Linked DNA regions of Mus musculus: region 1 is linked to region 2. A link is a contact called in ENCODE Hi-C or POLR2A ChIA-PET data. All regions are on one chromosome and are shown on one strand. The core of a region is the stretch at or near the end of the contact, and the rest is flanking DNA. Distances in the headings are between cores, read along the strand shown.

What was found. Hi-C counts contacts between places; a loop is a spot of excess contacts on that map. ChIA-PET counts read pairs that join two places held with the same protein, here RNA polymerase II (POLR2A).
Region 1: a map of T-helper 2 cell shows a loop between it and region 2 (7-fold over the local background). The contact joins the promoter of Bcl2l13 here to the promoter of Ccdc77 in region 2. A Hi-C loop is called at or near these places in 1 of 37 maps with a recorded cell type or tissue (T-helper 2 cell). POLR2A ChIA-PET finds 5 or more read pairs at or near these places in 2 of 5 experiments (Patski and embryonic stem cell).

The regions. Positions count from the first base shown.
Region 1 is chr6:120,834,406-120,837,724 of GRCm38, forward strand. It overlaps Bcl2l13 (BCL2-like 13 (apoptosis facilitator)), which reads left to right and starts at 1,825. Exons shown (of 7, transcript NM_153516.2): 1 at 1,825-1,952. It overlaps Gm38889 (a long non-coding RNA gene), which reads right to left and starts at 1,789. Exons shown (of 3, transcript XR_869411.3): 1 at 1,699-1,789.
Region 2 is chr6:120,355,634-120,358,773 of GRCm38, forward strand. Ccdc77 (coiled-coil domain containing 77) reads right to left here and starts at 1,734. Exons shown (of 12, transcript NM_001381936.1): 1 at 1,694-1,734.

The sequences.
Region 1 (3,319 bases), core at 575-3,074, 480 kb after region 2:
ATCTAACTCCTTCTTCTGACCTTATTTGAAACTAGGCACCCACATGGTGCACAGATGTACATGTAAACAAAACGCTCATATACATAAAATAAAAAAAGGAAGCGTTCAAAAGGGTTAGGATCATAGTTTGTAGATTGGTGTGCCCTGAATGATATCCCCAGCAACACACAGGCATACTAGCTTATACCCGAGGCCTCAGCACTCAGGAGGCAGAGGCAGGATGAGATTCCAGGTCATTCTAGGATAAAGAGCAAGTTTGAGGTCAGTATGGAACACTGTCCCAAAAAACCAAGAGCATATAATTAAGTGAAATTCAAGATATTTGTAATTGTGCCACCATTATCATTGTGAATTTTAAACATTTCTATTACCTCCTAAACTTAGCTACTGGTCATCACTTCCTTTCAGTTTGTATTGATTGTTTTGCTTTGAAATGTGTGTGTATGGGAGGTGGGGTTAGGCAGTGTGGTCAGAGAAATCTACTTGCTAGCGATGGTTTTCTTCTTCTACCATGTGTGTTCCAGAGATCCAGCTCAGATCATTAGGCTTACAGTAAGCACTTTTGCAACCTGAGCCATATCAATGGTCCCCAGTCAGTTTTGTAATCAATCTTTTATTATTTTTTTTAAAGATAAGATTCACTATGTAGCCAGACTCCAATTTATCCTCCTGCTTCAGCCTTCAGAGTGTTGGGATTACCAGCCTGTACAAGCAACTGGACACATTTATCATTTCTGATCTGACTGATTGCAACCGCCTTCAACCGCCTTCTAACTCCTAATCTTCTGTGCTGTTTGTGTTACTTTGTCACTTCATTTCAGTAACACAGGCTGAAACTCAAGCTGGCTAATGCAGGGTGTTTATCTTGCCTAGATATCTTGACCTTTTTACACGATCTAAAAAGCTCTTGCTGAACAACTAGATAATCGGGTTATACACAGCCTTCATGGTTTAAGTAAATCTATTTTTCTTTTTCTTTTTTTTTAAGATTTATTCATTATTATATGTAACCACATTGTCACTGTCTTCAGACACACCAGAAGAGGGTATCAGTTCTCATTACAGATGGTCGTGAACCTACCATGTGGTTTCTGGGATTTGAACTCAGGACCTCTGGAAGAGCAGTCAGTGCTCTTAACCACTGAGCCAACTCTCCAGCCCCAATCTATTTCTTTTTCTTTCTGGTTGATAAGCATTCAGTTTATCTTGGACCACAGGTTGGACATGCTTTTGTAGAGTCAAGAAACAAACATAAGAAACTATAGTCCAGGCAGCTTGCCAGGCAGTGCGAGTAAAAAATGGATTACTACTATAAGACTCTTTTTATCACCATGGTGCCCGGATCCTGAGTTGTCTCAACCTAGTCATTCCACCCTGCCTTTAAATTGCTTTCCTAACTTTCAGGACAATCTCCTGGCAGCCCTAGGAAGTGCAGTCTTGACCAGTAACCTGAGGGCTTTAGTACTCCAGGAACGCAAAAGTCTGCAGAACTCTGCTTCTGCTATGCCACCAGCTTCTTGTCCCACACAGGGGTGAGCAGGCGTGCGGTGGTGTCTACCTCATCACCCTTCGCCCTAACTAGCACCGGAAATGACTGGGTGAAGATACTTATGAAGTCCAGAATCGAGGATTTAAGCGGCTCCTGGAAAGAGAGGCACAGGACAGCTTCGTACACAGGTCACGCCTGCGCAAACTGACCAGCAGGTGTCAGTGACCCTGCTTCGTTTCCAGTTGACCGAGCCGCTGGCTTCCGGCTTGGCATTACGCCCGGGCCCCGCCCCTACGCCGCCGTGACGTAGGCGCGCCAGGGTGACCTCACCGTCCAACATGGCGGCGGCGGTAGATTAGGTTCGCGGGTCGAAGCAGCCACTGTCGCTCCTGCACCCCGTGGGAAGCCCCTGCTGCCGCCGCCGCCGTCTCCTTCGTCCCTTGTGGGGCAGGGCTGGAGCCAGGTGAGGGGAGTGGGATTCTGGGGCGGCCCTGGTGGCTGGTGGAGCGGTTTCCATCCGCTGAGGAAGGGGTCTTGGAGACCACCGAGCTGACCACGGTGCTGCCCAGGGCGCGGGAGAGACCGGGCCTGAGGGAGGAGGACCGTGCTGCTCCGCCGCGGCGTCTCGGAACTTCTGAGGGGCTGTTTGGGGTGAATCCGACCTGTCCAGTGCGCCCCCACGCCGGGCGGCTTTTGAACCGGCTGTGTGGCTGCCTGAGGCTCTGGAACTCACCCTTGCTCTACATTCTGTTCTTCACCCAGATCTCGGCTTTGGGAAGCAGGGTCTGTTTTGGGGGGCAGACTAGGAAGCGTGAATTCTCGCTTGGAGGAGGGAAGCGTGTGCCATTCACTTAGACCGATTATAGATTAGCTTCGCTAGTGGTGTCCTGTCACAGTGTGAAGGCTTGTTTCTCAGTCTCAGCGCTGGCTGCGTTTTGACACCCATTCACGGTCCCACGCCACCCCCCCCCACCCCCAAGACAAAACAAAACAGACTAGGTCTTCTTACCACACGAAGGCGATGCCTTTCACAGTGATTCGGGGTTTTTTGTTTTTCTCTTTTTAAAATCCCTCCTCACATTTTCGCGGCATCCTGCATTTCTTGCCTTTACATTATAGTCCTGTGAAGGAGGTAGCCTAGGCTAAGTTGAGGATTTTACTTAGGGGTAAAAATTGAAGCGATCTGCCCAGAAATTCACATGCTTTTGACTGATAGTTCGGCTAAACAGTTCGCCATTCCCACACACAAGTGTTTATCTAAGAGGTCTGTTTTACTCTGTGTTTAAAAGTTTTGAACCATGCTGACAGGCCCCTCTGTCTGATATTTAAAAAAAAAGTTTTTGCAAAATTTCCAATATTCCCCTTGGAGGCTTGGTATAAACCAGACTGTTGATGCTCTCTGCCCTAACTTGTGTGACCTTAGATGTATTGCCACACCCTTGAAATACCTTTCTTCCATTTTGTTTTAACACATAAAGAGTTAGGCAAGTGTGTGGGTAGTGAATCACTTACATTTCACATACACAGTTGGATAAATGTGTCCTGGATGATTATAACAGCGAATTGAAAACATTTATACAGTTTTTCTACAAAGTCTCTTGGCTCTGGATGATCAGGCACTATTCTAAACTATTTTTTTTTTTTTTAGTCCTTAAAATAACATTTGTTTTGTTTTGGTTTTTGAACTGTATCCTAAATTGGCCTTGAACTCAAATCCTGCCTTTTCTGTTTTGTTGTTGTTGTTGTTGTTGTTTTTTGTTTTTTTGTGGAGACAGGGTTTCTCTGTCCTGGAACTCACTTTGTAGGCCAGGCTGGCCTCGAACTCAGAAA
Region 2 (3,140 bases), core at 484-2,983:
CCATTTTTATACTGTTGGCTCTAATAATTTTAAAAATATGATTATTTTATGTGTATGGGTGTTTTCCCTGCATGTGTGTCTGTGCACTAGATGCATGTTTACTGTGAGCTGCCATGTGGGTGCTGGGAATCAAACCCAGGTCCCTTGGAAGAGCTGCCTGTGTTCTCAAACACTTGAACCGTCCCTCTAGCCCCTGTCTAATGATTTAAGGGAAAGGTTAGGCCATACTTTTCTAGATTCTCATATCCAGCCTGAGTTCCAGGACAACCAGCATTATATAGTGATAGATACCTTGTTCCAAAAAAAACAAAACAAACAAACAAACAAAACAAAACAAAAAAATCACAAGCTGACAAGTGGCTACTTACAGACACGAACATTAAATAAAGCCTAGAATTCAGAACTTTCTATTTTAGAGCCTAACCTCTCTTCCCTGACTTATTTTTATCTCTTTCCCCAGATATACCCTGTTTTTATAAAATGTTTTTTTTGTTTGTTTTTTTGGACAGGATCTCACTACGGCTGGCTTGGAACTATGTAAACCAGGCTGGTCTAAAACTTACAGAGATTGCCTGCCTCTGGCTCCCGAGCACTGGGATTAAAAGCTTATACACCACGCCAGAGGCACATAATGTTCTTGGTTCTATGCCTTTGCTCATGAGCTTCCTGGCAGTTCAATTATAACTCCTTCCACAACTCTAGTAAATTCACTTAATCAAGTGTATTCTGCATGTAAAATTCATCTTAAATACTATTTCTTCCATCTCTTTCTTGAGTTTTTCCATTCAAGACGATCTAGAAAGCCAATTGTAGTGGCATCTGTCATTAAAAGCTAGCACTGGGAAGATCACCCAACATTGAGGGCAGCCTAGGGTACAGAGTTGAATTCCAGGCAAGCCCGGAACAGAGCAAGGTCTTGTCTCAAATAAACAACAGAAAAACCATAAACTGATTGTGTACTTGTACTCCCAACACTCAGAAGACCGAGACAAGAGTATAATGCCAAGAGTTTGAGACCAGTCTGGTACATATAGTGAACTGCAAGCCCACGTGGGCTGCAGAGTAAGATTCCCGAATCAAAAAACAAAAACGAATAATTAAAAAAATTTAAAAGCTTTTTTTCCCCCCTCACTGATAAATGCCTGTATTTGCAGTTTTACTATGATAACCTATCTTCCAGGCAGACAGAAGCCATCTTAATCCTACCTTGCAAGGCAGGAATGCCTCTATTTATATAAAAGGTGATGGGTTTCTGTTTTGTAGGTGTAAGAGATCGAATTGAGGGCACAGGCGTGCTAAGCAAACACTCTACATATTGGCCACAACCCCGTCCCTAAAAAGTCGTATTTACCCGCATAACCACTTTCTGAAGTATTTTTATTATCCCTTATTTTTCAAACGAGGAAATCGAAGCTTAAGCAAGTGGGAGGAAGACGGAGACGGAACTCCGTCCATCTCAGGACGTCTGGATCCTGTTCTCTGGCAAGTTCATACAGTTCTTGAGCAGATCTTTGCTCAGTCATTCTTAAAGCTCTCCGCGTCCCGGAAACTTCTCTTTTTACAGACAATCTTTCCTTGACTGGCCCTAGGTTTAGTCTCCTGTAGCTCCCTTCCGCACTGATTACTAAGGCTTTTATCCCACCATATTTACTCCCCAAAAAACTTTCACCCTTTCCCTGAAATCCACACTCACCAAGTGCTAACCCCTGGCGTCCAACAACGCAACCGAAAAACAACTCAAATCAGCGAGCATCTACAAAATCCTACCAATCGCTCACGAGCTCAGGCGGCCTTTTAGGTTGCACACCAATAGGACGGTTGTTCACCCAGCAGTACTTCCCATCTTGCCTTGCGCCTCACCGGCAGAGGTTCCTGGGAAGTGTAGTTTCTCTTCTGCACACAGCATTGCGCAAAGACAGAATGCGTGTGGAGGGGGGAGGTAAGTATCCCTTGGCTGTTAGAACTCGTTTTGACAACTCAGTCTAAACTCACTTAACTATTTTCCTTTAATGAAACCTGTTGCATAAATGACATACATAATCACGAGAACTCCTCGGAGAGTTTAGTACACATTATCATTTGTTTCGAGTGAGCCTTTAGTTTGTTTCAAGTGAGCCTAAGAAACGTTCTACAAATCCTACGGAGTTGTAAAAGCCTGTAATCCCAATTCCTGAGAAGGGACATAAAAAGGATCAGGAGTTTGAGGGGAGGGGAGGGGAGGGGAGGGGAGGGGAGGGGAGGGGAGGGGAGGGGAGGGGAGGAGAGGAGAGGAGAGGAGAGGAGGAGACAGAGTTTTCTATGCCTTAGCTTAGATGTAATTAAAGAGGGATGGTTGTGAGCCACCATATGGGTGTGAGGAACCAAACCAGGACTCACTATGTATCCAGTTTAGCTTGGATCTTGCTGTGTAGAAGCCTCAGAGATCCTCCTGCATCTACCCTCAAATTCTGGGACTCAGGCATAAGCCCAGTGTATGGGAGGCAGGGGCAGCCAGCTGGGTCTACACAGCAAGTTCTAGGGCAGAACTACACCCTTAAACAAACAACAAACAAAACAAACACACAGAGAGGTATTATAGCTCATCACCTCTGACTCCAAACACATTTTAATGGCTCTTTGCTTGTTTGCTCAGTCATTGGATTCACCCTGCGACTGAACTAAGGCTTCAGGAATCATGGTCCTGCCGGGCGTGGTGGCACATGCCTTTAATCCCAGCACTCGGGAGGCAGAGGCAGGCCTCAGATTTCTGAGTTCGAGGCCAGCCTGGTCTACAAAGTGAGTTCCAGGATAGCCAGGGCTATACAGAGAAACCCTGTCTCAACAAAACAAAACAAAACAAAACAAAACAAAACAAAACAAAACCAAAAAAGGAATCATGGTTACTTAATGGTAAACAAGTATTCTACCACTGAACTATACTTCTCACCCAAGCCTGACTCCAAGAATTTCCCAGGGACTAACCAAAATAGAATAACAAAGAAGGAAAAACTATAAACTTTCTCTTTATCCTTTCCTATGACATGAATAGGAAAACCAATGATATTTGAAATATCATATTGAAAAAATTGTGTACACTTATCAGTGAGCCACTGAAGTTGACATAGGCATAAAAGCTTCAATTTTCAAGCTTTCCAAATTTT